Linked DNA regions of Homo sapiens: all the other regions are linked to region 3. The links are chromatin loops, found by intact Hi-C in ENCODE. Cell type or tissue: CD4-positive, alpha-beta T cell. All regions are shown on one strand. Links, peaks and the distances in the headings refer to the core of each region. The heading gives the core; the rest is flanking DNA.

What was found. Peaks named below come from ENCODE experiments on the same cell type or tissue, not always from the same donor. Only the 100,000 strongest peaks of a DNase experiment are listed, where the experiment ranks them.
Region 1: it touches region 3 in a loop (8-fold over the local background); 9 of 110 quality-filtered maps call a loop at or near these places.
Region 2: a loop joins it to region 3, with 9 times the contacts of the local background. A loop is called at or near these places in 6 of 110 quality-filtered maps.
Region 4: it touches region 3 in a loop (14-fold over the local background); 3 of 110 quality-filtered maps call a loop at or near these places.

What each region holds. Positions count from the first base shown.
Region 1 is chr6:52,262,229-52,266,228 of GRCh38, forward strand. It overlaps MCM3 (minichromosome maintenance complex component 3), which reads right to left. Exons shown (of 17, transcript NM_002388.6): 16 at 3,847-3,916; 17 at 1,787-2,558. The coding sequence ends at 2,360. Among named protein-coding and RNA genes, the nearest start is that of IL17F, 20 kb to the left of the region's middle. RefSeq lists a silencer at 2,142-2,561. In CD4-positive, alpha-beta T cell, for the core only: CTCF peaks have their summits at 1,685 (motif pointing left) and 1,887; a DNase peak (open chromatin) is centred at 1,673.
Region 2 is chr6:52,060,314-52,068,358 of GRCh38, forward strand. PKHD1 (PKHD1 ciliary IPT domain containing fibrocystin/polyductin) reads right to left here. Exons shown (of 67, transcript NM_138694.4): 12 at 5,663-5,764; 13 at 4,642-4,737; 14 at 2,206-2,347. Among named protein-coding and RNA genes, the nearest start is that of PKHD1, 23 kb to the right of the region's middle. In CD4-positive, alpha-beta T cell, for the core only: CTCF peaks have their summits at 3,361 (motif pointing right) and 3,575; a DNase peak (open chromatin) is centred at 3,398; H3K4me3 peaks cover 514 bases; H3K27ac peaks cover 586 bases.
Region 3 is chr6:52,660,273-52,668,317 of GRCh38, forward strand. It overlaps LOC730101 (a long non-coding RNA gene), which reads left to right and starts at 4,129. Exons shown (of 3, transcript NR_024405.1): 1 at 4,129-5,147; 2 at 6,117-6,246; 3 at 6,477-8,045. RefSeq lists enhancers at 2,888-2,987, 3,919-4,213, 4,585-4,704 and a silencer at 3,919-4,213. In CD4-positive, alpha-beta T cell, for the core only: CTCF peaks have their summits at 3,588 (motif pointing left) and 3,788; DNase peaks (open chromatin) are centred at 2,979, 3,559 and 4,099; H3K4me3 peaks cover 1,361 bases; H3K27me3 peaks cover 411 bases.
Region 4 is chr6:51,851,958-51,860,002 of GRCh38, forward strand. PKHD1 (PKHD1 ciliary IPT domain containing fibrocystin/polyductin) reads right to left here. Exons shown (of 67, transcript NM_138694.4): 49 at 3,936-4,113. Among named protein-coding and RNA genes, the nearest start is that of PKHD1, 230 kb to the right of the region's middle. RefSeq lists enhancers at 2,536-3,060, 3,061-3,584. In CD4-positive, alpha-beta T cell, for the core only: CTCF peaks have their summits at 3,539 (motif pointing right) and 3,739; a DNase peak (open chromatin) is centred at 3,504; H3K27me3 peaks cover 190 bases.

The sequences.
Region 1 (4,000 bases), core at 1-4,000, 400 kb before region 3:
AGCTTGAAGAGTGATGAAATGGTCAGCAAAGTCAACCTGATATTACAGCTATTATCACAATGGTAGGTGCACATATCCCCCCACTCTGTGCCTCAGTTTCCTCAGAGGTGAAGGACAGACTAAGAGTCCCATTGACAGAATGTTTGCCTTTCTAGAACAAATCACTTGAGGAGATCCCTAAGAACTCCTAGAACTGTTCTTCATAGCTGTACCCCATCAGTAGCACCTGACATCCTCATGGTCCTCCCTGGATTCCTATATCTCTGTGTGTGCCCTCATTTGGTATATAATCATACTTAATTTTTTTTTAATAAAGACAGGGTCTCGCCATGTTGCCCAGGCTGGCCTTAAACTCCTGGACTCAAGCAATCCGCCTGCCTCAGCCTCCCAAAGTGCTGAGATTACAGGCATGAGCCACCGTGCCCAGCTGTACACTTTATATTTTGAAATTTTCACCAACATATTGACATATCCCCAGCCTAGAAGCCTCAGAGCAGAAAGCGCCACTTTTGCACCCACTGCTATACCTAGCACAACTTCTGACTTATTGCCAATGCTCAACAAATGGCAAATTCTTCCTTCTGGTACCACTGCACTCTCTTTTGAAACTGTGCTCTCTAGACCACTTCCAGTAGGACTTAGATCTCGCTCGCATCAGTGAGGGGGAAAAAAAAATCCCAGATAAAACAGAATTCCCCAATAATTTTGTACTACTCCCTTTAAGAAAAAAATCCCTTTGTCCTAACGAACCAAAGAATATCTCCTGCTTTGTGGTAAAGGATCACCCCTCAGCAAAAATGGAAAAGAAAATACCTCAGCAATCTTACAGCCAAGAACTGGCACAACTTCAGAGCCACATCTGCCACCAGAAAGCAGCTTCCGGTCCATGTGACCGAGGCCCCCCATAAAGTCACATGATTCTTCTAAGTAACTTGAAAAATTCTTCAGAAGCTATTCAAACCATATAACGGTAGGACAGAAGTCCCGCCCTGGCCCCATCACAAGCTTCTGTGCAAACAGGCTAACCAACCCCAAAGAGTGGACACCCAGGTAGTTTCAAAAGCATCCTGTAGGCTGGGCACAGTGGCTCACACCTATAATCTCACAGTTTAGGAGGCCGAGATGGGAGAATCACTTGAGTCCAGGAGTTCAAGGCCAGCCTGGGCAACAGACAGACCTCATCTCTACTAAAAATTAAAAATAAAAACTTAGCGGGGCATGATGGCACGTGTCTGTGGTCTCAGCTACTAGGGAGGCTGAGGCAGGAGGATCACTTGAGCCCAGGAGGTCAAGGCTGTCATCAGCTGTGATTGTACCACTGCACTCTAGTCTGGGCACAAAGCGAGACCCTGTCTCAAAAAAAAAAAAAAAAAAAAAAAAAAAGATACTGTAACAAGATCTCATTATGGGCAAGAACTCCCAGGATTTTGAGGTGTCTGACGTATCGGGTATTCTATCTTTATGAAGGATAAGTTTAGATTCAGGCAAAAAGCGCCAGGCAGAGGGGCAATTCTTCTCCTGAACTTTTACTCACTAGCCTCCCGTGGCCATTTAGCTATTTTAAATTGGCAGGGTTTGGTCTATACTATCAATTTTGACTGATAAACGCTGGTGCTGCTGAAGAAGAAAACTGCCTCTAGAGAAGACATGACCCCCAGAGATCACAGCAGGCTGCTGCCACCTTGTGGTAGTTTGCTGCAAATGCGGGAGCAGCAAACCCTGCACGATTGCTCTCAAGGAAAACAATTCAATGTTATGTATAAAAAACACACTATGACTATTAAGACCATGTGTACGAAATGGCTAAGTTTATTCAACATCTCGGATATTCATCTGGATATTGGGTTTGTTTTGTGATACAATACATATTCACCTTAACTGGTGCTACTGCAAAGAAAGCTTTCTTGACCTGCATGACGTGCCTCAGAGCTTCTCTCCACCAATTGGAACCACCCAAAGCCTAGTCTAGACCAAAGTGCTCTGGAGAAAAAAAACAAAACAAAAAAACAGCAAACAGAAAACAGTTGTGCCCCCAAAAGTACTCAGAAGTCATATGTTATTTACAATTGGGTTTGTGTGGGATGGGAAGTAGGGCGGATGAGCCAGTGCTTTTGCAATGAAGATGCAATAGTCATTGTCCTCTCCCACTGTCTCCTCTTTCCTCACCCCATGGCAGCTTTCATGACCCATTCCCAAAGGGTCCACCGAGTCCTGAACTCAGCTTCATCACCAACATTCCTCGCCTTCAGTTGAATTCAACACTGTTAAGGGAGTAGAGGCAAAGACTTGGGTCAGGGAGAGGGTGGGAAACACAGAACAAACTCTCTCGGCACAACCCAAGTTCAGAGACGAGGCCTCCTCAGATGAGGAAGATGATGCCCTCAGACACCATGACCTGATTGTCATCCTGCATCTTGCTCAGAGCAGCCTGGATCTCAACTGAAGAGAAGGGCTCTTCGCTGTCCCGGTTGATGGATTCTGTGAGGCGATTCATGCCGATTGACTGCGCATGAGCTTCCCGGAACACATCCAAGAGGGCCACCTTGAATGCCTTCAACCTGCCCCAGACAGAAGAAAGGGGGAAGAGGAGTAAACAAACCCAAATGCTCTCAGGAAACAGCTATACTAGGAAAATCCATAGTATTAATACAGTAGAGGCGTCCCCTCAATATTCTTTCTCACACACACATCTGCCTCTGATGGCAGTGCTACCCTTGAGGAGCCCCCTTTAAAGCTAAACTATTGTACTAGCGTGTGGGAAATTGGCATTCCCATTCACTGTAAAATAGTAACCCGGTCAGCGTCAATGCGGGACAATTTAACAGCACTTACTAAACCCTTAAAAGCGTATATCCTTTGGCCCAGGGAGCCCATTTCTAGGAACTCACCTTATAGCTATACTTGCATGAGTGCACACTGATAAATTTAATACTGTTTTACTGTAAACAGGGAACAACCCAAATGTCTATCATCAGAGAATTTCATTAAATTTTTACCCATCCATACCATGGAAACCCTGCAGTCATTAAAAAGAATGAGATCAAACAAGCACAGTGGCTTATGCCTGTAATCCCAGCCTTTTGGGAGGCTCAGGTAGAAGGACTGCTTGAGGCCAGGAGTCCAAGACCAGCCTGGGCAACATGGTGAGATCCCGTCTCTACAAAAAGTAAAAAATAAACACTGTAAAAAAGTAAAAAATAAACACTGCACTCCGGTCTCAAAAAAAAAAGTGAGATCTATACGAGCTGATTCAAGCATTTTAAGATACAGTTGATGGTTGTCCTTGAGGGATAGAGTTACAATTGATTTTAATTTTTTTTCTAAATACTTTTCAATGTGTTTCAAATTTTTTTCAGTAAATACACTGTATTATGTGTTTAAAGTATAAAAAGAAAAAACGTAAAACTTGGCTATGGAGTTTCTTGGTGTCCAGTAAACAAAATTCATAGATAAAAATGTTTCCTAAAACCCTGGTGGTAAAAATTCTTCATTTCAAAAACAAATGGCCAAAATGTATCTATCCCACCAAGAAGAATCTGAGGTTACAGTAAGACATTAAGTTTTATCCTTATTGTAAAACTCTTCTCTCTCAGAAAGAGAGAATTATTAATTTAAACAACTGAAGATTCTGGGTAAAGGACATCCAGAAGTTCTTCATGCTTTTCTCATAACTTTTCAGTAAGTTTGAAATTAAATGAGAATATAAAATGTTAAAAGCTGCAGGCCTCTAGTTTTGAGTTCTATTGATGACCAGCAGTTTGTTTCCCACCCTCTCCAAGGGAACAAAGTCCCTTCCTCAGCGATACACAGAATTCTTGAAGGGGCAGGAGCAACATCCGTACTCACCTGGATTCACTCAACTCCACTTTCTGGGATTCCTTGGTCTCCTGTGAGTCTGCCGTCTTTGGAGTGTGTACTTCAGAGGGTTGATGGTTGTAGAGATGGGGAAGATAAGCAAGGTGAAGCCATTTCCACAAACACTAGAGAAATCATCTCCACT
Region 2 (8,045 bases), core at 1,132-5,131, 600 kb before region 3:
TTAGCTGACAAAACCACCTAACACAGCTATTGCAAGCCCTGGATCATGGTAGAAGCTCAATCTATAGTAAATACTATTCTTATTATTAGAAATAAAGACAGATTGCTTATGAGAATTTGCTCTGAGCTTACCAGCTACCTCAACACCTGCAGAGAGCATTTTTCTAATTAAAAATATTATGATCCACAGATAAGCGTCAATTCAAAATGTCAACAATTTCAAATTAAAACCCATCAAATGCAACTTTGAAGAAGATTACAGGCAATTTCATAAAACATTTTTTAAAAGATAATATTTTTAATATTTAAATTCCAGCAACCTAATATTATAGGCAGATATAGTTAAAGAACTGATTAGACTCTGTAAATAAATACCAAGAATATTTTCTGATAATGCTATTTTCTTAAATCTTCAGATGATCAATATAAAGATGTTTTTAAATTTTGCTTTAATGTACATACATTATCTTTATTTTTGAGATAATTTCATACCTAAAAATAGCTTCAAACATAACTACTTTAAAAGTCCACAATATAATTATATTAACTTACCAATAAATGAATATTTTAATTTTTTAATTTAAAATTTTTAGATTTTAAAGAGATTAATGAGAGAGGGAATGGAAAATTAGTTACTACCTGGCTTGTGGTTCCTCAAAATGGCAGTTAAAGGGACATACCCTGCAACACTTACTATAGAAGTCAAAATGTTCTTTTGCCTTTTGGGGTAGGCTGACTCACTCCTTAACACTCCCAAATACACCAAATGCAGCTGAAAGATTTTCCTTTGAACATTATTAAATGGTCGTTAAAAACTATGATAAATATGAATTATTAGGTGCTACAATGGACCACAAATTAACTGCCACATTTTTGTTTATTTGTTTCTTTGTTTAAAGACAGAGTCTCACTCTGTTGCCCAGGCTGGAGTGCAGTGGTGTGATCATGGCTCGCTGCAGCCCTAACTCCTGAGCTCAAACAATTCTCCACTTCAGCCTCTCAAGTAGCTACAGGTGCACACCATCACACCTGGCTAATTTTTTATTTTTTACGTTTTAGAGACAGGGCCTAGTCCCAAACTCCTAGACTCAGGCGATCCTCCTGTCTCAGCCTCCCAAGTAGATGGGATTACAGGCTCAAGCCATAGCATCCAGCCTTAACTGCCACTTTAAAACCATAAACTCATGGTTAAGTACCTAGTAAGTAAGGCTTCAGGAGACACTTTCCTGCTCACAGATTACCAACCCTACTTGGCTTATTCAATGCCTAAAAATTCTCTAAGCTTTTCTTTACACAACTGAGTTGAAATCTATTAGATTGGTGCAAAAGTAATTGCGGTTTTTGCCATTACCTTCAACGGTAAAAACCGCAATTACTTTTGCACCAACCTAATAAAATGGTAAAATATTTGGAGGAGGTCACAGACTGACTGAAATTCACACTCATGAGTCACAGTCATCCTCTCTAAGAAGGATTTCAAAGGGAAAAGAGATCCATCATTCAGTAAAGGATCCATCCTTCAACATATACACTGAGAACACACTAAGGAAACAGTGTGTCTAAGCAATTTTCAAGCTTTTATATTTTTAAGTTTACTTTAGAATACTAGAAATTTTGGCTACATCCTTGAAGGGACTAAAAAGACTAAAGGAATTACACACCATTAAACAGGAAAATTAGAATCATGATGCCATCACTACTACTGAAAACAATGTCTCACAGAACCCGCAAGAGCTTCCCCTACTATACAAGGGCCATTGGGTTGACCTTCAGCACTGGAAGGCTGTTCCTACAGCATGCTGCCTAGGCTTTGCTCCCTCATGTACCCAAAGGGCAAATTCTTGGATCTTTCTTTGGCATCAACCAGATGTTAGTTTTACCTCTTAACCAGGTACCTAAAGCATGTTTTACTCTGCTGTCTTTCCAGTCTCCTGGCCTGCTCAGCTCAATGTTCTAGTTGATAATCATCTCCAAAACAGATTGTAAACTAAGTTGTGGAAAATATACATATTACATATTGATCAAAATTTGTCCCTGCACTAGCATGACCAACACTGATTGAGAATACTGTCAAACTCTGTTGTTGTTGAATTGGCTAGTGTTATAAATTCCTGGAAATCTTGATACCTTCCTTATCTGTCTCCTAGCCTCACCTAGGTTAGCAAAGGTGCTTTTGATGTGGGCTCCCACTTTTCCTACAACATACCTGAAAGGTTGTCCTTCCTGTGACCAAAACCCAAATGGAGAACTGGCATTAGGGACAATCTGCCACCTGTACCCTGGGGTGGCTTCAGTCAGTTCCAGTCCCTCAACAGCATCTCCAACTTCAAAAAGAAGCCCTCGATTGCCTGTAAGACATGTAGATCGCATAAACATTACAGGGCGCACCTTCCCAAATTGGGGAATTACTTTATTTTAAATTACAAGGTGAAAGATGACCCAGATGCTACCTGTAAAGGTAAGTCAACCTAGAGCCAGATAGAGTAGTTATATGAAAGGTTCTGTAGTTAATATGAAATACAAATGTTCCGGAAAGTAATAAACATTCCATGGGTTAGGAGTTAGCCTTTTTTAGCAAGAGTTCCTAGAAAAGAGAATCAAGTCCTGGAGAAAATGTGAATTGAATGAGCAAACAGAAGCTGAGGCTGAGTAAAAGGAGGACAATGTGACTGTGTGCTGGTGACGTGGCTTGGCTTTGTGCTTCCCAAAGCCAGAAGTGGGCTTCAGTATCTTTTAAGTCCCAGTTCTGCTGTGAAATTCAATTCTCTAAAGTCTTTTTTCCCCATAACATTGGCAATCCTTAAGTTTCTCAAGTGTCATGGCCTCAATTTGTGGACCTGCACACAGAGCCAAATATGTGGCATGCTGCTATTATGTGACATTTTAAATGATATTGTATTAATTTATATTTTGTGTTAAGCAAACCCTGAGGCCAAAGGCACAGGTGCAATCAATATTGAATGCTAACTTGGGCTGAAGGCAAAACTCTGGAATCCCAGCTAGACGTGTAGCTTTGAGCAAATTCCTTGATGTCCTTGCATCTTCATTTTCTCATGCATCAAAATGGGACCAATAATAAAATAGCAATAATACACTAGGACCAAGGGAAAATATATACTCAAAGAGCCTGGAATACAGTAAGTGCTCAATAAAGGTAATTATGGTAATTATTATTTTAAACTAATACTGTTGTTCCTCAACAACTCCTAAAAGGGAGAGGTGGATAAGGAATAAACAGAAAAGTAAGAGCATATTTTGAAAATATTACTTTAAACCAGGGTTTCTCCACCCCAGCACTATTGATATTTTAGGCTGGGTAACTGTTGTGAGGGGGTGTCCTATGCATTGCACAATGTCTAGCAGCCTTCCCAGCCTCAGCCCACTAGATGTCAGTATCATCACCACCACCACCACTTCCGGTCTAACAGCCAAACATGTTTCTACACATTGCTACGTGTCCCCCGAGGGGCAACATTGCCCCTGGTTGAGAACAATTGGTTTCCATAGTAATTCGCCCAGCTTCTGTGGAAGAAACTTCAAAAGCCCTTCATAAAGGACAACACTAACTGTCAAACCAGCTGCATTCAGGAAATTATCCTACCACTACCCAAGTAGCTAAAGCAGGAAATACTGAAAAAGGGAGCAGACTCTCTATTTCCTGACAGGAAACACACATTATCTTGATTACTTGTTTCAGTAGTTTTGTTTCCTTGGATGGAAGCTTTCCCTGAGTAAAAACTGCAGATCTGGGAGCTGGAGAATTCTCAAGCCAAAACTTTGCATGCATTTTCACACCTGAATGCCCTTTCTTTAGAAAGGTTTCTTCCCCTGCTGGGCAACTTTCCTTGTAGGTGCTGTGCCTCTAGAGTTGACTCTCGCTGCCTGTAGTTTAACCATTAAGTCAGGCCCTTGGGCACAGATGTGCAGCCTGTGGTTCTTGGCTGAGTAACATACCAACTGCCCTTCATCCCTGACTACACTTGAGCCTTCAGTTCTAATGCTCAGCAGAAAAGTGCTCCAGTATTGTGCTCTTAATTTGCTGCTGTAGGGTGGATGCTTTAAACAGAGAAGGACAGCTGGAAGCTCCCTTGCCTCCTCCATTTCTGCCCACTTCAGGCATAACCTGGTGGCAACATCACAATATATCCCTGTTTCTCAAAGCAGCAGACAGATGCCCACAAGAGAGAAAAATTCATATTTAAATGCATCCCATTGTGCCCTACTCTCCGACCTTGTCTAATGCTGTTGTTTTGAGCATAGCAGAGCACACTCTAACGCTCCTGTCTTCTTAGCCAGTGGACGTGCAACTGACCCATTGAATGAAGGCGGGCAGTTTGGGGGTTTCTTCCAGTAGCTATAACAATATCTTGAGGGCAGTTATGCTTTCTAGACCATGGTCTCTTCTGGACGCCACTGGCCATACAGCTGGCTGGAGCTAGAAGTGCAATGTCACTAAGCACCTGAATAAAGCTAAGAGCCTTCCTGAAAGGAGAGCCTTGACAATGGTATCATGGACCCAGGGCTCACTGAGTAAGCCAGTCAAATAGATGAGAAAGAATTCAAACACTTTTATTTCTACTCGCCAGCCCATCATGATTAAAGATATTCAGAGTTTATTGAACAGCCCTGGTGGCTTCCTTACCTGGCTGAGGGGTGGTGAGCCTCACATCTTTTCCTGGAGCCCGAGTGGTGCACTCAATCTTCCTGGGAGACACGTGTCTAATATCACATGGAATGCCTAAAGCGAATTAAAGAAATTTATGTATGTGTGTGTGTGTAGGTATACATATATATGTATATGTGTGTGGGTATATGTATAATTATATATATATATATATATATATATATATATATATAGAGAGAGAGAGAGAGAGAGAGAGAGAGACAGAGAGAGAGAGAGGCAGTCGGGAGATGTGATGGCAAGACCAGACTGAAGTAGACAGGCTCCTATTCTAAGGCAAAGGGCTGGGTGTGGATGGAATAGCGAAAGTTGTCACCCCAATTGAAGGAGAAAAGAGAGAGTGCAGAGCAGCAGAGCATAGGGCAGCGTGGAGTATTCAGAAGGAAAGCCATGCAATGGAGTGCTCTTCATTGGGGACGTACTGAACCACCTAACTGAGCATGGGAGGTAAGTGTGACATGACAGTGTGAGGACACCCTTGGTGTCACCAACTACAGAGGCATCCCACCTGCTACAGGACCTGGCAAAACAAAAGGCTCTAGACAGGTCCATAAAAGGGTTTGCCAAGGTTGGGGTGCGGGGGATTTCCAGAGTAATCTGCATAGCAAATGCCCACCCACTCCTGCTTGTCTATATCAAGACAGCTAACAAGGGAGAGTGAAGAGAGGGGCTGTTTTTAGTAGAAGTAAACCTTTGTCAAGAAGGAGCTGTATTTCTTTCTTTCTCTTCACTCACAAGATAGGGGCACCTGAGGGAATTGCCTATGCATTGTGAGTGTGTCTGCAGGACATTCCATTCCTGTGACCCATGTACTGTAGGACCAAAATCCCACCTGGTCTCAACCAAACACATGACTTATCAAACATGATGAGTCAGAAGGGGCAAAGCTTGCTTCCTCCTGCATCCCTCATGCCATACAGACATATAATCTCCTAGAGCATCTAAAACTATGAACTATTTTCAGCCATTTCATCATAGTTACCTGCAATGGTAACCTGGGCAGAATTGTCAAAAAAGTCTCCTGTAATTGTGATGTTTGTTCTTCCCCCAAGGCTCCCAGTTTCTGGAAACACAGATAATATTTCTGCAAGAGTTAAAAAAAAAAAAAAGTAAGCTTCCAAATATAGACCAGAATATGACCTAGATAATAATATAATAATAGGAGATATTAATAATTTCTTACTTTAACTTTCTAAGTCCAGCAACAGTTGAATTTTTTTCTAGTAATAACTATTTAAAAATGCACATAATAAGAAAAAGACCAGAAGTATATATTATCGAGGATCAATATTTGAAAGGAAGGGGAAATGTGGAATCATTCATGGTATCAGCAAAAGCCCCTAGTACCATGACATTTTCTCAGAAAATCTGTCTCCTGACCTCAAGGACAATATTGACAAGTCAGGGAACAGTAAGTTACAACACAAGGAGGAATCAACTTTGGGTACACTGGGAAAGGCTTCAGTTCACCCATATGAATCTGTAATTTGCTCTAAGCAGAAGAATGAATTTCACTGTCTTTAGGACCCTCCCACTCTTTCCCACACTGAATGCTCCTTCCCCACATGTACCTCACACCTCATACCCAGTTCTTTCATGCTGCTCCTGATTGTTTAAAATTGCCTACAGTGACTCAGGCCTGTAATCCCAGAACTTTGGGAGGCCGAAGCGAGTGGCAGGTGGATCACCTGAGGTCAGGAGTTTGAGACCAACATGACCAATATGGTGAAACCCTGTCTCTTCTAAAAATACAAAAATTAGCCGGGTTCCGTGGTGTGCACCTGTAATCCCAGCTGCTTGGGAGGCTGAGACAGGAGAATTGCTTGAACCCAGGAGGCGGAGGTTGCACTGAGCCAAGATGGTGCCACTGCACTCCAGCCTGCGTGACAGAGCGAGACCCTGTCTCAAGAAAAAATAAAATAAAAAATTTAAAAAAAGAAATTACCTACAGTAATATGACACATAGTCCTCAGAATTTAGCTTTATCTCATTCTTTCCTCTCCTACGATCAAGCTTTGACATTTCTAAGATTCATTCCCTCCAGAGAAAAGAGGAGTTGCATTTTGTGTAAACTGAAGGTACAAAAGCTAATGATGAATGGTTACCCCTGAAAAATAGACATTTTAGGAGGTTATTTTATAATGCTTTTTGCCCATGAGACAAAGCAGAGGAGACATATGGAGGCAAAGATTGATCCCTTACACTCAGATACCAAAATTCACCACTAAACCATAATAACCCCCTGCTTTTAACCCACTATTTTATAATTTCTTTTTTTTTACACTAGCACTGGAATTTTGTATCAGCTTTACGTAGAGATTAACACATTCTTTTGTTATGCATTCAAAATTACACAGATCAAAAACAAAATTTATGAAGTTCTTAAACTTTTAACATAGTTGTAGATATTTGATAATTTTTTTCAACATTCACAGAGCACCTATTATATGGTACTAGGAATATAAAGATGAATACAAAATAGTTCCTGTCCTCGAGAAGATCAGCATGGTAAGGCAGGTATGCAAAACTATCATTTAATACCTTGGGTCGGAGAAATTAGAGAGTATATGAAAGAATAGAGAACTTTGGGAGTAGGATGGGAGTATTGAGGTGTAGAAGAAAATGTTTAGAGATGACACTAATCTGAGTCTTAAAGGATGAATTAGAAGTGGCCTAGCGAAGAGGAGAAGGAGAGGGCATTTAAAGCAAAAGATAGCCTGAGTGTGGACAGAAGAAATTGCACAGTGCATGTTAAGTGTGGCTGGAGTATGAGAGACAGAGATAAAGCTGGAGAAACAGACAAGGAGGAGGTCAGAAGTTTGCCCCATTTCCAGTAGGGGATAGCAAGCCATAAGAGGATGGTGAATAGGAAGGAACCATGCATCAGATATATGCTTGATGTAGAGAAAGCCAGGGAGGGGCTTGAAGGGGCAGAGGGCAAGTCAGGGCCTCTAGAAACCACTGCAGCATGTAACACAAGAGGTGATGGGGTCCAGAAATGGAGAGTTGCTGTACAGATACATCATAAATAAGAGAGAAAACTGGCAGAAATTGGTGATTGAACAGATATGGAAAGGAGGAGGAAGGAGAAATTTTAGATGAATTCCAAGATTCTTGCTCCTCTACCTCTTTAGACGACTTTTGGAATAAGAAGGATAAGCACCACTTTGTCAGTTTTAGAGATGCTTAATTAAGGCTCAAAAAGCTTAAAAGGCTTAACTAGTGATTGAATGTCAGCCCCTGAGGAGCTCAGCCCAGGGCTCTTCATGGCTGTCTACACCCTCTCTTCCTACAGCCTGCTCTGCTGTGAAGAAGTTCTGGCCTGTGAGTCCTGATCCCAAGAAGACACTGCCCTGGAAATGTAA
Region 3 (8,045 bases), core at 1,767-5,766:
TATAAAAATGCTCCTAGGTGTTCCACAGTCTGCGTAAGGTGTTACAGGTGTGTTGTTCTGTTTCAAAAGTAACACTTCATCTACACCTGGCTGGCATTTCAGATCCCTTTAATATTCACTCCCCTTATTTCCAAGAATTTTTTTTTTCTTTTTTTTAACACAGGGTCTCTCACTCTGTCACCCAGGCTGGAGTGCAGTGGCACAATCCTGGCTCACTGCAGCCTCATCCTCCAGGGCTCAGGTGATCCTCCCATCTCAGCCTCCCAAGTACCTGGGACTACAGGCATGCCACCACACCCAGCAAGTTTTTGGTATTTTTTGTAGAGATAGGGTTTCACTGTGCTGCCCAGGCTGGTCTCAAACTCCTGGGCTCAAGCCATATGCCCTTTGGGGGCTCAGCCTCCCAAAGCTCTGGGATTACAGGCGTGAACCATTGTGCCCAGCCCTTTCTATGAAATTTCTTAGAGATCCCGCTTAAACTTGTTATAACGAGCAGCCCTCTTAGAACAAACTATAAAAGAAAGGAGGGAGAAAGGGACTGAACCGTTTCTCTCATTAAACTTGTACCCAATTTGACCTTAACAGTGAGCGTGTCCCATTGCATTGTTGAGAGGATTTTAGAAGGTTCCTGAGTTGCATATTTTCAAGTATTATCATGCCCTATTTTTCAGTCTAAGCCTTCTCTTGGGACTTTTTCTTTTAAATTAAAAACATTGTTTAAAATGTGTTATCAGAGTAACATTAATGTAATGAGAAGAGGCAACCTTATCAGATAAGATAATCTGTTTTTCCTGAAGGATGCCATTTTCATTGCATTAGGTTGTTTGCTCACAGAGACCTGTAGACACATAGATTAGCCCTGCACATCAAGTCTTCTTTCTCACCAAGCCAATTTCCTGTTTGATTTTTACACTCCAAGAATCACAAGTACAGTAGCAGCTCCATGGGGACAAACAGAATAGGAAAGATTGAGTTATCTTTAATATTTGTTTTTGTTTTTTATTTCCAAGAAAATCTCTTTTAGAAAAGATGAAGTTGTCTTGTCCATATATGCCAGTGAATGCATGTAAATCCATTTACCATAGAGAAGAACACAGTTCTTTTACTGTTAAAGCCAAATAGAAGAGTCAGTAGTCATGTCATCCAAGACAGAGGCTCTTCTGGCCTTCAATGTACAGAGACATGTTGCATTAAATTCAGTTAAGGGCAACCAATGAAAAACAAGCTACACACAAAGATTACCTCTCACCCCATCATGCAAAGTTTCCATTCAGCAACATCTGGAGACTGCACAGCCCATTTGATTTAAATAGAAGACTCAGAGGCAGAAACCATATTCAGCCCAGATTCTTTGTGAACATAGCTTGTTGCTGAACCAATTCACTCTGCTTCTAATTCACAAATCTTCAGCCCTAAGCGGCATCATTTGGTTCTTATGAGGCACAGAGCCCTTTCCCCACCCAGGGCCTTTGCTTGGTCCATTCTCGCTGCCCGCATTGTGGCTCCCCTGGCTCTTGGCCTGCTGGCTCCCTCTCAGACTTCAGGTTTCAATTAAAATAACAGCCCTTCCCACTCTCCTTACTTCAGAGTTAGTCTCTGACATGGCAGTCTGTTGATTTCTAAGTCCTATTCCAGGGCTTGACATCTCATAGTTGCTTGTTGAATTAATAAATGTTAACTCCAAAAAATAATAATAAATGCTTTCTCCAGTTAAAAAAGTAGATATTACACCGTTTTTTAACAGAATAGTAGTGACAAATAACAATTGATCGCCTTAGCTGGGTGTGGCAGTTACAGCTACTTGGGAGGCTAAGATGAGAGGATCACTTGAGCCCAGGAATTTGAGGCCACAGTGAATTATAATCTTGCCACTGCATTCCAGCCTGGGCAACAGCGTGAGATCCTGTCTCTTAAAAAAAGCCCAGAAGAGTATATTTTAGTTAAACATACACATGCCTGTGATCATCAAATACCAAGACTGTAATGATTAGCTCAAGCTGTTGAGAAGCAGAAGCTGCCTTCTAATGGTGACATGCAGGATGCTCAGGCAGAATTTTAAATGGGTGCCACATTGAATACCTGACCACTCTATTTCAGAACTGTTCCTCCTCTGGATGCTTATATGCATTTATTATCTATTCCATTCACCCATCCAATAAGCACTACTACTGCTTTAAGACTCTTATGAACCTCTTCCACTAAAGTTTAAGCTTCTGGATACCAGGGACAACTCTTTTTAATAATAATGGCAAATACTATTGAGTATCTCTTACGTGCTAGTCATAATGTTATGTATTTTCCTGTATTAATGTATGTGGTGGAGCTTTGACTTAAACCCGGACAGAATGACAGCAGAGCCTGCACACCTACACTTTTCTTAAACCTGGATCTGGGCCGGGCACGGTGGCTCACACCTATAATCCCAGCTCTCTGGGAGGCCGAGGTGGGCAGATCACTTGAGGTCAGGAGTTTGAGACCAGCCTGGCCAACATGGTGATACCCCATCTCTACTAAAAATACAAACATTAGCCGGGCGTGGTGGCGAGTGCCTGTAATCCCAGCTACTCGCGAGGCTGAGGCATGAGAATCGCTTGAATCTGGGAGACAGAGGTTGCAGTGAGCTGAGATCGCACCACTGCACTTCAACCTGGGAGACTGAGTGAGACTCCGTTCTCAAAACAAAAACAAAAACAAAAAACAAGCAAAAAGCCTGGATCTGACACTTCTTAGCTGTTTGCATGACCTTTGGTGAGTTGCCTCAGTTTCCACCTCTGTAAGGTAGGGAGGATAGAGTATCTACCTCAAGGGTTGTTGTGAAGATTAAGAGTTGATACTTGTAAAATGCTTAGAATAGTTCCTGGCACACAATAGGTACTCATTAAGTGTTTGTTGTTTGTTGTTGTTGTTATTGTAACCATTATTGCTTATAGGAAAGTCCCTTGTCTGGGAAACCCTCGGTCCTGGTTTTAGCATGGAAAGTCCCATGGCCTTGGTAAAAGTTCAAAACGGGTCCATATGGCAGGCTGAGGACAGAGAGTCAGCCTGGCGCCCTGGTGGTCACTCTCCACTGTCCTGCATCTTTTTCAGAGCTCACCTCTGAAAAACTGCCCCTTACTCTTTGTAATTGCCACCCTCCCAGTATTTCAGGACACTGTACTACTTAGCCAACAGGGTGTACAGAAATCATATACCTTTTTCGCACATTCTTCTATGTACTAAGCTTGTCCAACCCGCCTTATTCTGTTGTCGTTGTTGTTCTGTTTTGTTTTGTTTTAGGCTTTTAGCAGCCTGAAGCCGTGGTTTTTAGTTTCTGTCTCTAATGAAGCTGAAAAGAGGGATGAGGAAGGGGCTTTACTGGCCCAGCCAGAAACAGAAACTAAGAACCTGTGACTGTATTCAGTCTCTTTAACATCCCAGATTGTAGACCATCACTCTAGTTTCCCCACTTCCTGTTAACTTTTATAACTATCTCTGAACTTTAACAGAACACTATTTTGTGTTTGCAAATAACGTGCTAAAACGCCTTTCCTAGCCGAATCAAACCCTAGCATCTAGTGCCCCCTGCTGCCCTTTCATAGGAAAGGCAAGAAGGATGAAAGTTTGATTCACTGACAGTAAAATTTTTACTTGTCGAGATTTCAATAGGAATCGGTATAAATATCCTAAATTATATTCACGTTTCATCTTTTCTTTGAACCTACTCCTTGACTTGGTTTTTTGTCTTGCCTTTGCGAACATTCATTTTTGCTTAATTATATTTTTCTCATTTATATTTGCTTTCCTTGAATTTCCTTTTGGTTGTTTTGCTATTGCTATTTGAACTTGTTTTGTCTTGGCTCTTTCTCACTTTGGCCATGCCTTGACACAGACGCGCGGGGTCGAGAGGCTGCGGGCTCGGCGGGCGGAGGGCGCATGGGAGCCTCTTGGCCCTGGACCTGCCCCTGCAATCCTTCCGCGGGATCTCTTGGACCCTCTCCAGGGTCCTGGCTCTGAGACGTTGCTAGAGGACAAATCCGCGGGATTTAGAGCGCGGCCAATGGGACAGCGGTGCCTGGCTGAGTGTCAGGCAAAACTAGCCAATAAACATGTAGTTTGGGCAAGGTGGGTCCGTCCCCTAACTCGGACCTTATAAAGCGCGCCCGCTGCTCCCACAAAGCCGGGCTGTCCCAGGCTGAGGCGGTTGCTCCCCTGCCGGGTGTGTTAGAAGCAAGTTAGAGGAAGAAGGTCTTGGGGACTACGGGCGCCACCGAGAACCCATACGAGGCAGCCGCCGACGGCGGGTCGCCGGGGCGGGGCCAGAACGGCGCCAAGGCCAACCAGAACGGCGGCAAGAACTAGGGGGACGCGGGGCAGGTGCTGTGGGAGTTGGCTGGACCTGTGGGATCGACGTCTGCGCCGTCCAGGAGCCGCCCAGGGGAGAGAGCGGAGACTCGGGAGGAGGATGTGCGCTCCGACCCGGGCAAGGCTTCCCATCCCTCCCTTCCTCTTCTCTCCTTCCCTCCACCTGGGCTCGGAGTCAGGATCTGACCGCGGGCTCTGCCCAGGAAGACCGAGTTCCTTGAGAGCGACACCTAAGCGCCGGGGAAGACAGGGATAGAAGAGACGACAGCCCTTTGATAAGAGGGTTTTTAGACTAACTTCCACCTGTGACGAGTGCATGGGGCCTGCGCCCTGAGAGGTTGCCTTTCCTTTTCCTCTCCCACCCTGGGGGTTTGTGGTGATGTTAAGTTCTGTTAGGACCAAGGTGGATCTCAGTAAGGAGGTAGAGTAGATTTGTGAACAGCTGTCGGAGGTAGAATCTTTGCAGACCCAGAGTGGGTGGGTGTAGACACTTTGCCATGGGTGGTAGCTTTATTTGTAATCCTCCCAGTGAAAGCTTTGGGAAATCCAGCCCTCCCAAACTCTTGCCTTTCTTGTAAGACTTTCTAAGCGCATGGCTTTGTCGTAAGACTTCTCGTGGCCATGTGTCTCACCCTACCGTTCGTCTCACCAATGAACCAGAGCTGGGATACCAGCAAAAAGGACCCAAAAGACTGTTTCACCACAATTGAAGAGGTCGTGGACCATCCCCCAAAATGAATCCCAACACTGGAAGACCAAGAGGGTTGACGTTTGCTATCTTGAAAGCTGCAGCCCCCGTAGAGAAGGTAAGCTGTGTATTCCATCAAAGGTCTGTGTGTGCAGGATTGCATTTCCAAGAGAAGGCATTCCTGGATCATGATCATTTTGTCTGAGCTGCATGTGGCCAAGTGCACTGGGGGAAGCAGAGTTTAGGAACTTGTTCCTGTATGGATTAAGTGGGAAGTGAAAAGTATTAAATATATGGGCGGGAGTGGTCCAGGAAGGGGAGAGTGGACATTTAGTACCTGTTTGGGCCCCTGCACTAAATGCTTCACATATAAGGATTAGAAAAACACCCAAAGATTCTTAGATAAGCATTTCAGTGCCATTTTACAGAAGGAAAAACTAAGATGCAGAGAGGATTAAGCAACTAGAAGAGACCACATAGTGAGTAAAGCGTGGAACAGCAAGGATTCCAACCCTGTAGCGCAGCTTTATGTCTGGAGGAAGCAAGTCTTAGACTGGGACTGTCAGGCCAGGAAGAAAACTCAGAGCATGGACAAAAGGTTCAGAGGGAGTGAGGACCGATTTATATGTGTTGAGGTAAACCAGGTGGATTTCTGTTTTGGAGAAAATTGGGAAGTCAGGCTTAGGTAGAGGGTGGTGTGTTTGGAGGGGATAAAATATTTTGTGCACCTGTAGTTTGTGTATTCCACCTGTGGTAGAATCTTGTGGCTCAGAAAGAAAGAACCTGCCTCGGGTAATGCTACTAAGAAATGCCAAACAGAATTAGAACCAGAGTCTACTTAACCCCCTTCTCAGAAGAAATTGTCCAGGTTTTAGCACTGAAAGTCTTACATCTTGGGAAACTGAACCGTCCCAGTTTTAATGCTAAAAGTCCCTCATCCTGGGAAATCCCTTAGCTGTGGTTTTAGCACTGACAGTCCTGCTTCCTAGGAAACTCCTTACTTCTGGTTTTAGCCCTGAAAGTCCCCAAACCCCTTAGTCCTTGGCAAATCTGGATGATTGATCCACTTACCCTTCTGTTGGAACAGATCCTAGAGCAGAAGGAGCACAGGCTGGGCTGCCATAGCATGGACCCCCAAAAAGCCACTGTCATGAAGAAATATCCTGTGAAGAAAATCTTTGCAGGGCACCTGAACTCCCAAAGCCACTGAGGAGAAGGTAAGGGAGTACTTTGGTGAGTTTGGGGAGGTGAATTTCTCCCCAGGATATGGTTTATGCTCCCCACCAGCCACCAGTGGATGCTTTTTTCTGTTTTCCTTGGCTGGTGGAGTTGTCAGTGGAGCTGCTCTCACCTCCTTTCTTGCCTTTGGAGGGCCGCCTTTTCTGAGTTCCCTTTAGGGCCTGAGCCAGGGGAAGGCATTGGCCCTGAGCTTTGCCTGTGTTTCCAGATGGAGGCCATTGAACTTTCAGTGGATCCAAAGTCTAACAAAAGACAATGTCTTGTTTTCGTCACCCCCCAAAGAAGAGGAACCTGTGAGAAATATTCTGGAGAAATTTAACACCATCAGTGGAAGCAAGGTGAGGAGTCTCTACCTCCATGTGCCTCCCCTCCTGCCTCTGGAGAGGTAGCCCTTTGGTTAATGGCAACCCAATAGGGTAACCAACCATCCCATTTTAGCATTGAGAGCATTGTGTCCTGGGAGACCCTTCCCTGGAATGTAAATAATCCTGGTTTTAGCAACAAAGTGTGGAAGGTTGGAGGAAATGCACAAAACCCGTAAGTTTTAGAGGGTCTGAAAGCAACATTGTCTATCAAATGGATACGGCACAGATTATTCATCTTTACTTGTTGTCACCCATTTGACCACTGATACTGGCAACCATAATTTGTAGTTCAGAATGGTCATCCATCCATCGTTGCATCATTCAAAGTGATGTGGCTTAAGTGTATATAATGATTATTAATAGTTCATCTTCGACTTTGCCTGTGGATTAATTGGTGTGCTTTGTAACAAGATAGTGCTAGTTTAATTTTTTAACATTGTGAATATTGTGACCATGTTTTCTAAGAGGTCAGATAATGAGAATGGTTATAATACCAATGCAACCATGACCCCATCACTGAAGAAGAAGGCTAAACGACTATGTAATTTTGATGATGGATGGAAGGACACATACTACTGAACTAGGAAGGTAAATAACCAAAACAGAGCATACTACATAATATACAGAAAAAAATTTGAGATTGGACATGGTGGAGAAGGGGATGTGCAAGCACATATGGAGGGCAAATCTCACAAGTAAGATGGGACAGGTGAATGCTTCTAAACCAATCAAAAATACCTTTGTTTCCCCAAAAGACACCAATGCTCAGTCAAAAATAGCAGCTGCTGAATTAGCATGGGCATACCAGGCAAATAAGCCTGCATTGTCATAGCGTTCCCTTGATTGCTCTATGAAACTGAGTAAAGTTTCATTTCCTGATTCAAGAATTGCAGCTAAAATATCCTCTGGACAAAGAAGAAGGGAAATTTTTTGATAACAGATGTGTTGGCTCCTTACAGTATAAAGCCAATTTCTGTCATATCTCACCAACAATCCTGGTTTCTACAGTACATCAATTTTAAGTAATATGCCAAATCATGGCAGCAAAAATATGTTCCCTCTAGCTGTTAGGTACTTTGACTTGAAAACAGGAGTTTCAAATCATCTTCTTCATTTCTGTGAGGATTTTAATGAAACTGCTGAAATCATAAAATATTGTTGATATTTTGTCTAAATACAAACTAGACTTAGCTCATCTATCTGTGTATTCGTCAGACAGTATAGATGTAAAATTTTGGCAAATTGCATTCAGTCTACAAACTTCTTACCAAAGAAAATGAAAAGATCTTATCCATTCAATGCCTTGTACATCTTATATACAACACTGCTAAAAAGGGATGTGAGTTGCTTAAATGTGACATTGAGACTTTCATAATGAAAGCTTTTGGTTACTTTTCAATTTCCTCAAAAAG
Region 4 (8,045 bases), core at 1,753-5,752, 810 kb before region 3:
GTTTGCTCTTGACTCTCTAGCTCTTTTAATTGTGATGTTAGGGTATCGATTTGAGATCTTTCTAGCTTTCTGATGTGGGCATTTAGTGCTATAAATTTCCCTCTTAACACTACTTTAGCTGTGTCCCAGAGATTCTGATACATTTTCTCTTTGTTCTGATTGGTTTCAAAGAACTTCTTTCTGTCTTAATTTCATTATTTACCCAGGAGTCATTCAGGAGCAGATTGTTCAATTTCCATGAAATTTTGTGGTTTTGAGTGAGTTTCTTAATCCTGAGTTATAATTTGATTGTACTGTGGTCTGAGAGACTGTTTGTTATTATTTCAGTTATTTTGCATTTGCTGAGGAGTGTTTTACTTCCAATTATGTGGTCGATTTTAGATTAAGTGCCATGTGGCTCTGAGAAGAATGTATATTCTGTTGATTTGGGATAGAGAGTTCTGCAGACGTCTACTAGGTCCACTCGATCCAGAGCTGAGTTCAAGTCCTGCATATCCTTGTTAATTTTCTGTCTCATTGATCTGTCTAATACTGACAGTGGGGTATTAAAGTCTCCCACTATTATTGTGTGGGAGTCTAAGTCTCTTTGTAGGTCTCTAAGAACTTGTTTTATCAATCTGGGTGCTCCTGTATTGGGGGCATGTATATTTAGATAGTTAGCGTTTCTTTTCTTGTTGCATTGTTCCCTTTACCATTATGTAATACCCTTCTTTGTCTTTTTTGATCATTGTTGGTTTAAAGTTTGTTTTATCAGAGACTAGGATTGCAAACCCTGTTTTTTTTTTTTTCTTTCCATTTGCTTGGTAAGTTTTCCTCCATCCCTTTATTTTGAGCCTGTGTGTGTCTTTGCACATAAGATGGGTCTCCTGAATACAGCACACTGATGGGTGCCTGACTCCTTATCCAATTTGCCAATCTGTGTCTTTTAATTGGGGCATTTAGCCCATTTACATTTAAGGTTAGTATTGTTATGTGTGAATTTGATCCTGTCATCTTGATATAATTTAGTTATTTTGCACACTAGTCAATGCAGTTTCTTTGTAGTGTCATTGGTCTTTATATTTTGGTGTGTTTTTATAGTGGCTGGTACCGGTTTTTCCTTTCCATATTTAGTGCTTCTTTCAGCTCTTGCAGGGCAGGTCTGGTGGTAACGAAATCCCTCAGGATTTGCTTATCTGGAAAAGATTTTATTTTTCTTTTGCTTATGAAACTTAGTTTGGCTGGATATGAAATTCTGGGTTGAAAATTCTTTTCTTTAAGAATGTTGAATATTGGCTTCCAATCTCCACTGGCTTATAGAGTTTCTCCTGAGAAGTCTGCTGTTAGTCTGATGGGCTTCCCTTTGTAGGTGACCTGGCCTTTATCTCTGGCTGCCTTTAACAGTTTTTCCTTCATTTTGACCTTGGACAATCTGATAATTATATGTTGGTCTTCTCATGGAGTTGGGGTTGGTCTTCTCATAGAGTGTCTTAATGGTGTTCTCTGCATTTCCTGAATTTGCATGTTGGCCTGTCTTGCTAGGTTGGGGAACTTCTCCTGAATAATATCCTGAAGTGTGTTTTCCAGCTTTTTTCCATTCTCCCTGTCTCCTTCTGGTACTCCAATCAATCATAGGTTCAGTCTTTTTATGAAATCCCATATTTCTTGGAGACCTTGTTCATTCCTTTACATTCTTTTTTCTTGTGTGCATGTCTTATTTCAGTGAGGTGGTCTTCAAACTCTGATATCCTTTCTTTTACTTGGTCAATTCGGCTGTTGATACTTGTGTGTGCTTCACAAAATTCTCATGCTGTGTTTTTTGGCTCCATCAGGTCGTTTATATTCCTCTCTAAACTGGATATTCTAGTTAGCAATTCCTCTAACTTTTTATCAAGGTTCTTAGCCTCTTTGCATTAGGTTAGAGCATGCTCCTTTCACTCATTGTAGTTTTTTATTACCCATCTTCTGAAGCCTACGTCTCTCAATTCATCCATTTGATCCTCCATCCAGTTCTGTGCCCTTGATGGAGAAATGTTGTGATCATTTGGAGGAGAAGAGGCACTCTGGCCTTTTTGGTTTTCAGCATTTTCTCGTTGATTCTTTTTCATCCTTTTGAGCTTGTCTAGTTTTGGTCTTTGAGGCTGTTGACCCTTGGATAGGATTTTTGTGGGGGCCTTTTTGTTGTTTTTGTTGTTGTTGATGCTGTTGTTGTCGCTTTCTGCTTGTTTGTTTTTCTTTCGGGTCCCTCTTCTGTTGGGCTGCTGCAGTTTGCTGGGGGTTCACTTCAGGCCCTATTCATCTGATTTGCTCCCATGCCTGGAGATGTCACTCAAGGAGACAGGAGTGCAGCAAAGATGGGTGTCTGTTCCTTCTGGGACCTCTGACCTCGAGGGGCACCAACCTGATGCCAGTAGGATCGCTCCTGTATAGGGTGTCTGACAACCTCTGTTGGAGGATCTCACCCAGTTTGGTGGCATGAGGAGCAGGACCCGTTCAACAAAGCACTTTGTCCCTTGGTGGAGAGGGTGTGTTTCACTGGGGGGAAACCCACTCGTCTGGGCTGCCGGGATTCCTCAGAACTATCAGGAGGACAGGCCAAGTCTGCTGGTCCACGGAGACTGCAGCTACCCACTCCCCCTGGGGCTCAGACCCAGGGAGATATGAATTCTGTCCCGGAGCCTCTGGCTGGAGTTATTGGAGATCCTGCGGGGAAGCCCTGCCTGCCCACTGAGGAAGGATGGGTCAGAGTTAGGCCCAAAGAGGCACTCTGGCTGCAGACAGCCACAGCTGGTATGTTGGGCTGTGGGGACAAGTCTTGGGACAAAGCCATCCAGCCTCCCTGGCTCCAACAGGGAAAAAACGCAGCCTAGAGCTATAGAAATGGGTGCTGCCTTTCCCCCATCCACAGAGCTTAGCATGTTAGGCAGTTGCAAGTCCCAGTGCTGGCTGCTGCCTCTCCTGAGCTCCAAACTGGGAGCTCAAATGGCTTAGACAGCAGGCAGCTGCAGCCAGTGCTGGTCGCCCCTCCCCGCGGGAGTTTGGTAGGCTTAAGCAGATTCCAGCTGAGAGGCTGTAAGAATCTGCTTAGGGCTCTAGGCCCGGGTGGTGGTGTGGGTTCGCGAGTGGGATCTTCCGACCCATGGGTTGCACAATTCCGTGGAAAAAGCAGTTTCCCCGGCTGGGTAGCGGCTCACTCACCGCCTCCCTTGGCTGTGGGGAACGGAGTTCCTTTTCCCCGTGTGGCTCTCAGGTGGGCCACCGCACCACACTGCTCTTCCTTCTCTCCGTGGGTCACGCCAGCCTTCTAGTCAATTTTGATAAGAGAACCTGGATACCTTGGTTGCCGATGAAGGCTTCACATGCTTATTATGTTTTTGTTTTGTTTTTTCGATGGTAGCCTCCGAACGTCTCTGTTTCTAGTAAGCCATCTTGCCACACGGCCATTTCTATCTTCACTGCTCTTATTTGTCTCCCTTAACCCAATCCAGCCTGGGGACTCATACAGACTTCGATTGGCAAGTTAATCTTTGACCACAAGGTGGCAGTATGCAATGTATAAATGCTTTGGTAAGGCATTTTCTCTGGCTACAAACACTTCTCTCTAGGGTAAATTGGCTATTGACCAATAAGTTTTAAAGAAATGCAATGCTATAAGATGTGTAGAGGTTGTTTCTCATTGTATTAATAAATTTAAATTTTCAGGCGTAACCATTCTGCATTCACAATAACACATAAATAGATTCTAAAATTTTCAAGTTTAAAAAGCAACCAAATCTCATATTTAGCTTATATTCATCTGGCCAAAATACTATTGAAGTTTTCTTTATCTGCATCAGAATATGCCAAGACTTTCAATAACGAGATAACCTGCTCCTCTTTCAACCCATTATCTCAAACAAAGAAAGATAAGAACAAATGAGAATGCAGCATACCAACTAATGGATTCCTTGGGTTACCTGCAGAGATCTGTTGATCCAAAGGTTCTCAGATTGCAATGAGTAGGTCTCTTGGTCCAAGAGCAGAGCCATCCAGCCACGAGGGTTAGACAATGTATCACGTACATAATTGACAGTGGTTGTTTTATTTCTGCTGTCAGTCATGGTTAAATCATAAGAAACTTCAGGAGTATTCGCTCTAAGGTGATTTTAAAAGGAAAAAAAATGGGTTGAGAGATTATTTGCTCATTCTGAATCCAATACATTCCTCTTTCATCAATTGCAATCATCTTTCCATTCTCTCCACATATGTCTTAGGCCCTCTTTAGTTGTATGTCTAGGGAGGTTTTAGCAGTCACTGTGTGAGTGAAAACAACCCAGTGGGAAGTTGCCATTGGATCATTTGCAAATTACAATGTCCTGGTGAACTGGAGGTGGTGACTCTCAGGTTTTTTATTTTGTTTGTTTTTTGTTTTTCTCCTTGAGACGGAGTTTCGCTCTTGTTGCCCATGCTGGAGTGCAATGCGCAGTCTCAGCTCACTGCAACCTCCACCACTAATAAATGTCACATTAATGATTTTGTATGAACCAAGACTATATACTATGATTTTAACAAAGAAATGTCTATGGCCAGAATTTTGCCTTGGACCAGATTTATCAACAGCAAAAAACATTATTATTGGTAATTGGATATTCACATGAGGAACAATTGACAGAGGCCTGGGACCTGACATGCCTAGGTGCTGAGACTCTCAGAAGTCCTGCTCAAAATGCCCAGCAGGAGTGGCTTCAGCATCCTTCTCTAGAATGATGAGGTAACCTGCTCCTCTCCTGCAGTCTTGTGTAATGCCTAGTACTCACTGCTATTACAGTACCTATGTGTTCTTGGCTTTGCCTTTTTAAAAACATAGATTATAAGATCCCTAAGTTAGAGGTGTTTTCCCCTTTCTTATTGGTATCCTCTGCCCTGGCACAGGGCCCAGCACACAGTGGCACCCAAATCATGTTTGTTATATGAATGAACAATGCATAGATGAGATCTTCCAAAAGCAGCCAGTGACATTTTCTAATGTATATAAAGTTCTATATATAGAACGTATAAAAACGTTCAGAAGAACTGCATTTTACCAAATGAGGAGACTGAGGCAGGGTAGAGCAAAAGCAATATGTGAGTATCACAAAGTAGAACTCGAAATTTGTGAATCCAGTTACCCAACTTATTCTATACAGCCATCCCAGAAAATGATTTTTAAGACTTCATTAAAGCATAAGTAGATTTAGCCAATGATTAGACCCCTAAAAGAGAGTGAAAGTGGACCTAAAGAAATAAAGCAAAATCCAAAAAAAAAAAAAATCAATACACATTATGACTGTTCTTCCTCCTTTGGTTTAGTTTTCATGAGAATCTTTAACTGTGGCATTTTGCCGCAGGCAGATAATTAAATTCTCAAAGTAAGGGAAATGAGTCAAAAGAGGACATTGGGTTTTCACAGTGAGATGGGGCATGAGTATATCTAAAGCCAATTTATAAGCCCGTGGAATAATTCAAAAAGGAACTTTTTTAAGTGTTGCACACTTGGGCACTGGAACAAATGGGTAACAACTGAAATCTAGATTGGCACTCAGTAGGTGTGTAAACCTGGGCAAATTTCAGCACCTATTTAACCTTTAGATTCATTTCTTTTTAAAATGGAGGCAACAATAGAATAGATCTCATATAGGTACTATGAAACATAAAGATAATCTACATAAAGCACTCACCAAGGCCAATAACATCTACTTAGGTCTCATTTAAGAACCTCAAATATGCCAGATTTACCATTCTGCACTACTTATTTGAATGCCTAGAGGTTTATTCAGGATATTCGGTCATTTAAAAACATACCAAAAACCCTTCCATGGTACAGATCATTGACCCTGGCAATGTAGCACTTGACACATATTTCTTGCAAGATTAAATGTATTTGTTTCATCCATGAACTAATGAAATGAAAGGGATGAAAAATGCTCAGGGCATTTGGGAATGAAAGAACTATTCTTTTTTCAGATTTCCCTATGCAGCATTAACTGAACCTTTAGAAATCTTGTGAGGAGGGGAAAATGTCTTCCTTTCTTTGGGTTTTAGATACTTAGGTTTGTTGTCCACCCTTCCCCACCCACCCCTTCAGGATTTAAATTGGAACTAATGGACAATTCTCAACCTATATTCTTAGAATCAGAATGAACACAAAGATCATCTGTTCTAATTTCCAATTCAGTGCAGGAATTCCCACCATATTTCATCCCTCCCCTTCTTTCAGTTATGGGGTGTTTACATCTTCGAATAGAAAACATTCCATATATGGGATTTAGTTTTAAATTGTAATCTTTAGAAAAGCTTTAGAATGTTAAATTTCCCTTCTTAGAATTTCTAGCCATTTGCGCTCAGTCATCATGGCTCTCTCTTCCCCTGATGGAAACCATGAGTCCCATAATCCCAGGATATTTTCCAGGAACAATTTGGCCCAACTATATTTAGCAAATAAAAATAAGCTTTGGGGACATAAGTGTAAAACAAACATGATAAGAGGTAAGTTCGAACTAAGAAATGTCAAAATTGGCTACAGTAGGTACTGTGGTCAGTAAATAAAACACACTAGAAATATCTAAATTTCCTCAAGTACAGGGAATGATTATAAGTGTTTCAGGTTCCAAAAGTATATCCTTCCAGTTTTTACTGAGACATATGGGCTTGGATTTATTTAAATAAATCTTGTGATTTATTTAAATCACAAGACCTAAATCCAAGAGAGACTAATTGATAAATCAGAATTTTTAGTTAATGATTGACCATAAGAAATAAAAGTGCCTTTCATATAGTGGGAGTTTAACAAATATTTTCTGACTGAATAAACAAGTGTTATATGCATCAGAACACTCCAGCTGGTTATGCAGTAACATTTCTCCCCAACTTGGAAGTCTACCTAGAAAAATCACATGAGGGTCAAGAGATTTCCTGCAAACTTATTTTCAAAAGAAATCAGCAGTTGGGTGATCCTAAGTTATTAGAGCTTGATACAATCAACCCCATATCAGTAGGATATTTGCCAAGAGGACAAACATAGTCAGTGGTCAGAAAACCTCTCCTAGGCACACACAAGCAATGTGCACTAATAATGGTCTCTGGTCTAGGAAAATGCTATGATTTCCTTGAAAACTCATATTTCTGCAATCCTAGTCAAGTGCTGTCAATTAAACCACTTTTTAAAAATAGTTTTAACTACAAACCAAAAGAAGATCTCTGTTCAAAAGCATCCATCTGTTCACATTTAATTCCTCCTGCCTCACCTATCTTCTCATGCATACCACGTTGATCATTAAAAAAAATTACCTCGGCCGGGAGCGGTGGCTTATGCCTGTAATCCCAGCACTTTGGGACGCCGAGGCGGGTGGATCATGAGATCAGGAGATCGAGACCATCCTGGCTAACACGGTGAAACCCCGTCTGTACTAAAAATACAAAAAATTAGCTGGGCGTGGCAGCATGCGCCTGTAGTCCCAGCTACTCGGGAGGCTGAGGCAGGAGAATGGCGTGAACCTGGGAGGCAGAGCCTGTAGTGAGCAGAAATCGCGCCACTGCACTCCAGCCTGGGCAACAGAGCGAGATTCCGTCCCAAAAAAAAAAAAAAAAAATTACCTCAATATGTGATAGTATAATCAATTGGGTAGATATTTCCAGAAATATTTTTTAATTCCAGCAATGTGGTCCCAAGAATTCCCCTGGTCACCTTAACTGGACTTAATTGCTCGTCAAATTTCAATTAACACCACATTTACAGACCAATTTTTAGGATGTTATTTCCCCTGACTCAGTTTCTGTAGATTACAATTTCAATTATTGAAGGAAGCATTTTTCAGATAATCTCCCCAGTTTCTGAAGGCCCATACAAATGTGGTCCCTCTTCAAATAGTGTCAAACTGCTAAATGCTAGCAATAATTTGGTTCTATTTGTCTTTGGAAACATTGCACCTTCCTTTTGAGGTTCTTCTCCTTCTAGTCAGAATCCAATAATCTGATGCAAACTCCTTGGCCAACCAGAGACATACCATAGCACACTGTGATCCTAAATTACTTTCTTATTTCTCCTTCAT